Linked DNA regions of Homo sapiens: region 1 is linked to region 2. The links are chromatin loops, found by intact Hi-C in ENCODE. Cell type or tissue: B cell. All regions are shown on one strand. Links, peaks and the distances in the headings refer to the core of each region. The heading gives the core; the rest is flanking DNA.

What was found. A loop is a pair of places that touch in the nucleus more often than their neighbours do. Peaks named below come from ENCODE experiments on the same cell type or tissue, not always from the same donor. Only the 100,000 strongest peaks of a DNase experiment are listed, where the experiment ranks them.
Region 1: a loop joins it to region 2, with 5 times the contacts of the local background. A loop is called at or near these places in 3 of 110 quality-filtered maps.

Annotation. Positions count from the first base shown.
Region 1 is chr17:30,959,168-30,964,522 of GRCh38, forward strand. ADAP2 (ArfGAP with dual PH domains 2) reads left to right here. Exons shown (of 11, transcript NM_018404.3): 11 at 1-155. It also overlaps a transcript of RNF135 not described here and the pseudogene RN7SL138P. Among named protein-coding and RNA genes, the nearest start is that of RNF135, 9.2 kb to the right of the region's middle. RefSeq lists a silencer at 1,306-1,355. In B cell, for the core only: no CTCF peak of the experiment used is centred there; DNase peaks (open chromatin) are centred at 1,414 and 2,234; H3K4me3 peaks cover 782 bases; H3K27ac peaks cover 1,058 bases.
Region 2 is chr17:31,307,026-31,312,380 of GRCh38, forward strand. All of the region lies in intron 36 of NF1 (neurofibromin 1), which reads left to right. All of the region lies in intron 1 of EVI2B (ecotropic viral integration site 2B), which reads right to left. Among named protein-coding and RNA genes, the nearest start is that of EVI2B, 4.4 kb to the right of the region's middle. RefSeq lists an enhancer at 4,177-4,256. In B cell, for the core only: no CTCF peak of the experiment used is centred there; DNase peaks (open chromatin) are centred at 1,716, 2,716, 3,436 and 4,076; H3K4me3 peaks cover 5,000 bases; H3K27ac peaks cover 5,000 bases.

The DNA.
Region 1 (5,355 bases), core at 153-5,152, 350 kb before region 2:
TAATAAAGGTACAGTCTTGCCTTCAAGGAACTTATGGTCTAGAGGAGAAGAACGAGAAGTATAGATAGGCAGTAACAAAGCTACTTGAAGAGGCCAACTGGGATTCTAAGGGTGGGAAAGAACAGACACAAGAGATAAAGTCCTAATGAAATGGAGTGCTTGGTTTTGGATGATTCCTTCCTCAAGGAAGAGTATGCTTCTATACTCTTATATTAAATCCCTTTTTCCCTTTTTGGCTTGTTAGTGCAAGGAAGTTTCTATTACTTGAATCAGTCCTGACAGATAAAGTTCTCTAAAAGAGATGATACCTATGCTGAATCCTGAAGAAAGAGTAGAAGATAGTTGGGTTGGGGTGGGAGGAGGCAGAGAAAGAAGCATGTGTAAAGGCTCAGAGATATCAGGTGTGCACGTGCCTGTAGTCCTAGCTACTGGGGAGGGTGAGGTGGGAAGATCATTTGAGCCCAGGAGTTCTGGGCTTTAGTGCACAATGCTAATTGGGTGTCCACACTAAATTTGGCATCAACATGGTGACCTCCCAGGAGTGAGGAATCACCAGTTTGCCTAAGGAGGGGTGAACTGGCCCAGATCAGAAATGAAGCACTTCCGTGCTGGTCAGTAGAGGGATCATGCCTGTGAACAGCCATTGCACTGCAGCCTGGGCGACAAGAGGGAAACTCCGTCTAAAAAAAGAAAATAGCTAGGCATGGGCACTGTAATGCATGCCTGTAGTCCCAGCTACTCAGGAGGCAGAGGTGGGAGGCTTGCTTGGGCCTGGGGGGTTATGCACTCCAGCCTGGGTGACAGAGTGAGACTCCGTCTCCAAAAAAAAAAAAAAGAAAAAGAAAAGAAAATTTGAATCACACTTCACTTGTATTAGCGTTCTCCAGAGAAACAGAACCAATGATATACATATATATATATATGGCTATAGAAAGAAATTTATTGGCCGGGCACGGTGGCTCACGCCTATAATCCTAGCACTTTGGGAGGCCGAGGCAGGCAGATCATGAGGTCAGGAGATCAAGACCATCCTGGCCAACATGGTGAAACCCCGTCTCTACTAAAAATACAAAAATTAGCTGACTGTGGTGGCACGTGCCTGTAGTCCCAGCTACTCAGGAAGCTGAGGCAGGAGAATCGCTTGAACCCGGCAGGCGGAGGTTGCAGTGAACCAAGATTGCGCCACTGCACTCCAGCCTGGCGACAGAGTGAGACTCCGTCTCAAAAAAAGAAAAAGAAAAAGAAAAAAAAAAAAGCCAGGCATGGTGGCATGTGCCTGTAGTCCCAGCTACTCAAGGCTGAACTCCCACTTAAGCCTGAGATTTCAAGACTGCAGTGAGCTATGGTCTCACCACTGCACTCCAGCCTGGGTGACAGAGTGAGACTCTGCTTCAGCAAAGAACAGTTATGTCACACCCCAAAACTCCCTTGTAGCCACACCCTTCCCCTGCCCCGTGGCAACCATTGATCCGTTCATCATTATAGATTGTACTTTCAAAAATGCCATATAAATGGAATCATTTAATATGTAATTTTTATTTTATTTTATTTTATTTTATTTTATTTATTTTATTTTATTTTTTTTTTTTTGAGACAGAGTCTTGCTCTGTCGCCCAGGCTGGAGTGCAGTGGCGCAATCTCGGCTCGCTGCAAGCTCCGCCTCCCGGGTTCACGCCATTCTCCTGCCTCAGCCTCCCGAGTAGCTGGGACTACAGGCGCCCGCCACTATGCCTGGCTAATTTTTTGTATTTTTAGTAGAGACAGGGTTTCATCATGTTAGCCAGGAGGGTCTCGATCTCCCAACCTCGTGATCCACCTGCCTCGGCCTCCCAAAGTGCTGGGATTACAGGCATGAGCCACCACGCCAGGCCTGTAATTTTTAAAGACTGGATTCTTTCACAGCACATGATACCTTTGAGATTCATCAAAGTCACTGCATGTGTCAATATGTCTTTCCTTATTGCTAAGAAGTATTCCACTATATGGCTATACCATACCTTGTTTATCCAGTGGAATGCTGCTTAGCAATAAAAAGGAACAAATTATTCATACATACAACAGTCCCCAGGTATGGGGCTTCTGGTTCATACTGATGCAGGGTAGGTAGTCAAGGAAGTAACCAGGGTCTCAGGACACAGCAATCATGCTGACCATTCAGTCAACACAATAAGCCTCAGCATTCACAATGCAACTGAGCTAATTCAAGCAAAGCTATCTGCAGTAGGGAATTTCCCATGTAGACAGCATGCAAACTTTGCGGTTCACCTCCCCTCCCCTCCTCTCCCCTCTCCTCTCCTGTCCTTTCCTTTTTCTGAGATGGAGTCTTGCTCTGTCACCCAGGCTGGAGTGCAGTGGTGTCATCCCGGCTCACTACAACCTCTGCCTCCCAGGTTCAAGCAATTCTTCTGCCTCAGCCTCCTGAGTAGCTGGGACCACAGGCACATGCCACCATGCCCAGCTAATTTTTGTATTTTTCTGTAGAGATGGGATTTCATTATGTTGGCCAGGCTGCTCTCAAACTCCCGACCTCAGGTGATCCACCCACCTCAGCCTCCCAAAATGCTGGGATTACATGCGTGAGCCACCGCGCCCGGCCCTGACAGCATGCACACTTTGATTTTACCTGGTCTCAAACTGACCCTTTGCTTATTTTAATAGTAAAAAATACACCCCTGGGTGGAAATTTAAGATGGTAATGAGACATGTGGTGTATGAACAAGCATGTAAACTACTGTGCATGTGCACCCAGAAGACCACCCAGAACATGCTTACTAGTAACTCCTCTTTCCACTTCCTTATGAATAATCACATAAGACTCCCATAAAGGGAGTCTCCTTAGTGCCAGTTTTTGCTGTCTCATCCTTAAATGAGCAGCCTACCCTGAATCCTCTCTCTGAGTGTGCTGCCCATTCTGCACTTAATTTTCAAAATCCTCTTTCTCCTTTACAATAAATAACTCTATGCTGCACTTTTTTTTTTTTCCCGAGATGGAGTCTCTCTGTGTCGCCAGGCTGGAGTGCAGTAGAGTGATCTTGGCTCACTGAAACCTCTGACTCCCTGGTTCAAGCAATTCTCCTGCCTCTGCCTCCCAAGTAGCTGGGATTACAGGCATGCACCATCACATCCAGCTAATTTTTGGTATTTTTAGTAGATATGAGGTTTCACCATGTTGGCCAGGATGGTCTTGAATTCTTGACCTCATGATCCACCCACTTCGGCCTCCCAAAGTGCTGGGATTACAGGCATGAGCCACCGCGCCTGGCCTATGCTGCACTTCTTTTGCTGTGTGTCTCTTGTTTACATTTTTGTTTTTTTTGAGATGGAGTCTCGCTCTGTTGCCCAGGCTGGAGTGCAGTGGCACGATCTCGGCTCACTGCAAGCTCCGCCTCTTGGGTTCATGCCATTCTCCTGCCTCAGCCTCCCGAGTAGCTGGGACACAGGCGCCTGCTACCACGCCCGGCTACTTTTTTGTATTTTTAGTAGAGGTGGGGTTTCACCACGTTACCCAGGATGGTCTCAATCTCCAGAATTCGTGATCTGCCTGCCTGGGCCTCCCAAAGTGCTGGGATTACAGGCATGAGCCACCGTGTCCGGCCTAAATTCTTTTAAACTAAGAAGACAAGAACCAGGGTATCACAATAGCCATCAACATTTGGTTAGATATATGCTTAATTTTATAACAAACTTTCCCGGTGGCTGTACTACTTGACATTTCACTAGTGATGTATGAGAGTTCCAGTTACTCTATCACCAACAGTTGGTGTTGTCAGTATTTTTTATTTTAACTGTTCTGATAGGTATGGAGTGGTATTTTATTATGGTTCTAATACGCATTTCCCTAGCGGTTGACAATGTCGAAGTCCTATTATGTACTTATTGGCCAATCTTATATCTTCTTTGATGAAGTGACCATTTGATTCCCTAGCTTTTTTTTTTTTTTTTTTTTTTGAGATCTGGTCTTGCTATGTTGCCCAGGTTGGAGCACAGTGGCTATTCACAGATATGACCATGGCATACTACATCCACAGACCCCTCACCTCAAGAGATCCTTCTGCCTCAGCCTCCTGAGTAGCTGGAACTACAGGCATGTGACACAGTGCCCTGCTTGCCTTTTTAAAATATTGGGTGGTTTGGGCTGGGCACAGTGGCTCACACCTGTAATCCCAGCACTTTGGGAGGCTGAGGTGGGCAGATCACGACGTCAGGAGATCGAGACCATCCTGGCTAACACGGTGAAACCCTGTCTCTACTAAAAATACAACAAATTAGCCGGGTGTGGTTGTAGTCCCAGCTACTCGGGAGGCTGAAGCAGGAGAATGGCGTGAACCCGGGAGGTGGAGGTTGCAGTGAGCCGAGATCGCACCACTGCACACTCCAGCCTGGGTGACAGAGTGAGACTCTGTCTCAAGAAAAAAAAAATTGGGTGGTTTGCTTTTTCTACTGTTGAATTTTGAGAGTTCTTCATATATTCTGGATACTAGGAATACAGACTTGGATTTGTAAATATTTTCTTCCAGTCCATAGTTTTTCATTCTGTAAGAGTGTCAGTGAAGGCTTCTTTAATCAAGGTATTAAGGTTAGGGTTCATGACTTTCTTCGTTTTTTGCTGACTTTTGTTGCTGACAAAGTTTGGCATTAATAATGGGGTGAGAAAAAAATGGGGTGAGGCCAGATGTGATGGCTCATGTCTATAATCCCAGCACTTTGGAGGCCAAGAAGGGAGGATCACTTGAGGCCAGGAGTTTGAGACCAGCCTGGACAGCATAGCGTTCAAGATCTTCTCTACCAAAAAAGTTTTTAAGCAGTGTTTTGGCTTATGTTTGGGCATTTGAATCATTTATTATGAAGTGGAGTGGAAGTAAGAATAATGGAAATTTAATGATCTCTTCCGTCCCTTGACAAAAAGTGCTTTGTCCCTGAAAGAATTTAGCAAAAACAGGCTGGGCTCGGTGGCTCACGCCTGTAATCCTAGCACTTTGGGAGGCTGAGGCAGGCGGATCACCTGAGGTCAGGAATTTGAGACCAGCCTGGCCAACATGGTGAAACCCCGTCTCTACTTAAAACACAAAAAATTAGCTGGGCGTGGTGGTATGCACCTGTAATCCCAGCTACTTGGGAGGCTGAGGCAGGAGAATCGCTTGAACCCGGGAGGCAAATGTTGCAGTGAGCCGAGATCGTGCCATTGCACTCCAGCCTGGAGGACAAGAGTGAGACTTCATCTCAAAAAAAAAAAAAAAAAAAAAAAAGAATTTAGTAAAAACAAAGAAAAGAAACTGATAGGACATGTTAGGCCGAGCGTGGTGGTTCATGCCTGTAATCCCAGCACTTTGGAAGGCTGAGGCATGAGAACCGCCT
Region 2 (5,355 bases), core at 223-5,222:
ATAATTTTTTTTTTTTCAAGACAGTCTTACTCTGTCACCCAGGCTGGAGTGTAGTGGCACAATCTGGGCTCACTGCAAATTCCGCTTCCCAGGTTCAACTGATTCTCCTCTCTCAGCCTCCAAGTAGCTGGGATTACAGGTACACATCACCACGCCTGGCCTATTTTTGTATTTTTAGCACAGACGGGGTTTCACCGTGTTGGCCAGGCTGCTCGAGAACTGACCTCAGGTGATCTGCCTGCCTTGGCCTCCCAAAGTGCTGGGATTACAGGTGTGAGCCACCACGCCTGGCCCAATTACAATAATTTGATAAGCTTTCTCATAAAAGTATGCAGGAGATGTACAGAGAAGTTAACCTAGCCTGGAAAGGCTTCAGTGAAGTAAAGCTTGAACTGAATTTTAAAAGTCTATAAAAACTAATTAAGTTTCCAGCCAGGGAGAGCAACAATGTGGGCACAGGAAAATAAGGCACATATGAAAGTTTGGCAGATAGGGCTTTTTCTGGGATGTGGTAGATGCTAAAACTTGGAGAGTTAAGTTTCAGTTCTACTTCTCCCATCTAACTACCTGTCTAACCATGAGAACTAGTTGCTTAACCTTTCCTGTTCTCAATTGCCTTTCCTCTAAAGTGAAGAGTTCTACTGAGACAATTTGCAACTTTTGGTATAATATACTTGTTTTGCACATCATCAAACACAATGGCAACTATTTGGTTATCTCTTAACATTAGGGAATAGAAAATCTTAGGGTGTTAGATATTGGTATACATGATTAGAAACTATAGTTCTTCTGACTCATAAGCCTATATTTAGAGAGATTTGATGTTCTGTTGGAAGGTGCAATAAAGGTTTTACAAATTACCTTTTCAGCATATCTAAACAGCATATCATTGCTTACTCCTCTACCACTTGGTACACAGTGATGATAAATGGCCCTGTTTTAGTAGAAGAAAAGATATGTGATTTTTTTCCCTATACGAATAATTCAAGCCTGAATTTTAAAACAGTTCTCCTTTGAACTCTCCTGCACACTGCTGAATTAATCTTAAAAGTGTGCATGATCAGGTTACTACTGCCTTGCTTGAGGGTTTAATTTCTGTTAAGATAAAACTTCCTTTTTCTTTTTTTTTTTGGAGACAGAGTCGTTCTGTCACCCAGGCTGGAGTGCAGTGGCATGATCTTGTCTCGCTGCAACCTCTACATCCTGGGTTCAAGCGATTCTTGTGCCTCATCCTCCCGAGTAGCTGGGACTACAGTAGGCATACACTACCACACCTGGCTAATTTTTGTATTTTTAGTAGAGACAGGGTTTCACCATGTTGTCCAGACCGGTCTCGAACTCCTGACCTCAAGTGATCTGTCCGCCTCAGCCTCCCAAAATGCTGGGATTACAGGCATGAGCCACCACGCCTGGCCTGTTAAGATAAAACTTCTAAATTGAGTTTTCTTCCTTCTGGCTTGAGTTAACCAGTCCAGATTCACGTATCATGACTGAAACTTCTTATCCAGCCAAATGCATCCCTTTCCCACCTTGCATACTTTCTAAACACACGATTTTTCCCTGCTAAACAGACACTTCTATGCTGTTTTTTACCCTTCTCAAGGGTGTTCTTTTTTTTTTATTTTTCTTCCAGACCTAGCCTCTTCCCCTTTCTGGCTGCATATCTGAATCTGTCCTCATCTTTCAGACCTCAGTTTAAATTCCCCTTCTTAACCCAAGTTCTCTGTGACTGACTACAGCCCAAACAGATCAGTCATTTACTGAATTCCCCCTAGCTCTCATTTATTGTTTTTATGGTTCCTTACATAATTCATGTATGTATCTCACTCACACTTCTATTCTCTTAAGTAATTGTGTTTACTTTTCACATTTTCCTATACCTACTTCCTTGAACAAGATTATAAAGAACCTTGAAGAAGGCAGAAAGGAGAAAGAAAAATACTTATCTAGAGCATATTATGTGTTGTACTATCCCAGTTTTGCATACTTTATTTCACAGAACCTTCAAATGACTTTATAAGGAAGGTAAAGGGATCCCTTATTTACAGATAAAGAGACAGTGTCAAATGAGTTAAGCAGTTTGCCTGATGTTATACCACTCGAAGTGACAGATTGGGAGTTTGTACCCAGGGCCACCTGATTCCAAAGCATACATTCTTTCTGCTACCCTTTATTGCCTCATGTTTTTATATTTTGATTTCTTTGTAGTTAATGCCTTATATATTAGGAGCACAGTAAACATTTAACCTGTATTGGGCTTCTTGATTCCTTTCCATTTTAGTTTTTGCTTTTTACTAGTACTTCTACCAGAAAATAAGCAGAGGCAGTGAAATCTGAGTTAATAAATTCTGCTTTTTATCCATTTTGCAAAAGATTTAAAAGGGAAAATTTGAACACTTTTGGCATAGATATAGGGATTTGAATAATCTCTGGATGGTCATCATCCATGCAGTTCCTACCCATTATTCTTATAGATTACAAAAAAAGGCGGGGGGACTTCTTTAGAAAATGTTATTCTCTTCAGAACTTCATTTTAAAAATCTGTTTTAATGCTATGCAAAGCATCAGAAAATATAAGCCATGAATTGTCTTTAGCCAAAAATGTTTCCTCTTTTGTGACTTTGCTTAAAATAAGGAAACCATACGGTTCCTCTTTTCAGTTAGCTGAAAAAGGCATTAGAGAAGGACAGGGCCCAAACAGGAACATAATTTTAAACCCAGGTTAGTTTGTAAGATCAATTTTGATAGGCTCCTATCCTCTACTGTCAGTAGTAAGCTGGTGGAACCCTCCATGTATGAGATTTTCACTTGTCAGTTAACGGTTATGGCAATATTAAAACCAAATTCCATTTTTTGCCTATCCTAACACTTTCTACCACTCTTCAGTTAGCTTTTTATCCTCCTAGGATCTGCCACATCAGAGTACTAGAAACTGTATTAGAATTCTATGATGGCAATTCAGTGTAGTCCAGAGAAGGAGAAGAAAGATTTAAAAGAGGAATAAATAGGGAATATGGTAGTGGAAAAAACTGACTTTTTTCCCAGCGGTAATGAGGCCAGCGTTACTACCAGTGTGGAAGGTTATTTAGCATACACATTTTAAAATATGTAAGTGGTGTGTACCTGAAGTACCAACATTGTTTCTGTAGGTAAAGAACAATATTGGGCAGGGGAATAAAAAGGAGATTTAGAATAATATAAAAGGCAATGCAAAGAAATACAAAATAACACAAAAGAGAAAAAACAAAAACTCTAGGAAGCAGCGAACAGAAAAGAGGAAGGTCAATTGACTAGAGAAGATACAGAAAAGAAGAAAAGTTAATAAACAGGTGAAAAAAAAAGCAGTGGTTATATAATTAGCAAGAAGGCAGTGTAGATGATTGAAGTAGGCAAAATGAAGTTGGGGGTGGGGGGAGATGATTGAAGTAGATGAAAGAAGCAACGGCAAAATGCTGCTCTGTTGTGGCTGGCCTGTGTTTGTGAGTGCAGGGAGACAGTAAAGAGGAGCTTGCTTTCTAAAATGGAGGACCAGAAGGAACCATCCTTTCAAATTCATTTACCTTTCATTTCAGGCTCTCCTGTCTGCTGTGAGTATCCTTACCATCCTCTCCCTTTTTTTTTCCCTGACACTATCCAGAAGCATACCTAGCAATTATTCCAAAGAACCCATGTACCCGTGTACGTTTTATATAGAGTTTTCCAGAAATCCCTTAGTCTGCTGCTCAAGCAAATTTGTCAGCCCTCATATGCCGGTTTTTACTCATTATTATAGGCTGGCACTTTGAGGTTTAAATCTGTGATTTTGGTTCTTTTTCTTTGCTGAATATTTAGAATATTTTAAAAAGAAAAACATAAATTTAAACATTTTAAAGACAGTTACAGTGAAGCAGGAGTCCCCGTGTATAAGACATGTTCTTTTTTTTTTTTTTTTTCCGTTTGGAGACAGGGTCTCACTCTGTCACCCGGGTTGCAGTGCAGTGGTGCAATCTCAGCTCACTGCAGCCTCTGCCTCCTGGGCTCAAGCGATCCTCCTCACACCTCAGCTTCCCTAAAGAAGTTAGAAACTGCAGGTGCACTACACCACGCCCAACTAATTTTTGTATTTTTTGTAGACATGGGGTTTCACCATGTCACCCAGACTTGCCTTGAACTCCTGGACTCAAGTGACCCACCCACCTTGGCCTCCCAAAGTGCTGGAATTATAGGCATGAGCCACCGAGCCCGGCCATAGACATGTTCTTATAAATATAATGCATAAGTACTTAAAGGGTCCAGCATTTAAAATTGATGCTGTTAAGTTGGATATGTTAGGAAGTATGCCATTATCTTTTAAAGAGAATCAAGATTTGGAGAGCATATCCTAGACAAAAGACAAGTATAGATAGCTGTATCAATTACTTTGATATAATAAAAGTTGTGATGCAAATATAATAGATTAAAATTTAGCAGTAGTATTATCTCTAACTAGTGAAGTTTTGAAACCGTAAAAGAAAAAACCAGCCATTCTGCATCTTGAGGAAAAGTGGAAAGAGAAATTGACCTTCAACTACAATAGGAAGTATTTGATGACCATCTTGTATCATGATAGTGACCATTTACTGAGCACCCACCAAAGGCTAAGCAGTATCCTATTTTAATTAGCTAGGTGGTGGTTTTTTCATCCTACAGATAAGGAAACTGAGACACCACGATGTTGGGTAACTTGGCAGTATCACAGCTCTAAGTAGTGGCACTAATACAAAAATCATGCTAATCTTGTGCCAGAACCGTTTCTTTCTATCACATTTCACTGTATGTGCTATACTGCCTTTCATAGAAAAGTTATGAAATAGAAATGCTTTATGAAGGAAGGAGATGTGAGTTGGTGGGAATTACACGTAAATAACACTTGTAGGTAGTCTTAGATAAAGGGTAGGAAAGAAATACCTGAAAACCCATTTTAGTCCTGATTCTACGAAAACTATTATAAGAATTTGGAATGGTTTCTATAAAGTGTCATATTTAGTAAGTTTACTGAAAATTTTGTGGTGATTTTTTTTTTAAAGCTTGGACATTGAAAGGCATCAGATTTATGTTTCTCAATTCAAACTTAATCAGAATTAAAGTTTCCTTCTAAGTAGAATTATGTGGGAATTAGCTGGAAAACACAGGCACTACTAGTAAACTTTAGATTTGGGACTAACCCTTTAAAAACATGTATGGGACCAGGCGCAGTGGTTCCTGCCTGTAATCCCAGCACTTTGGGAGGCCGAGGTGGGCCAATCACTTGAGGTCAGGAGTTGAAGACCAGCCTGACCAACATGGTGAAACCCCGTTTCTACTAAAAATACAAAAAATTAGCCAGGCGTGGTGGTG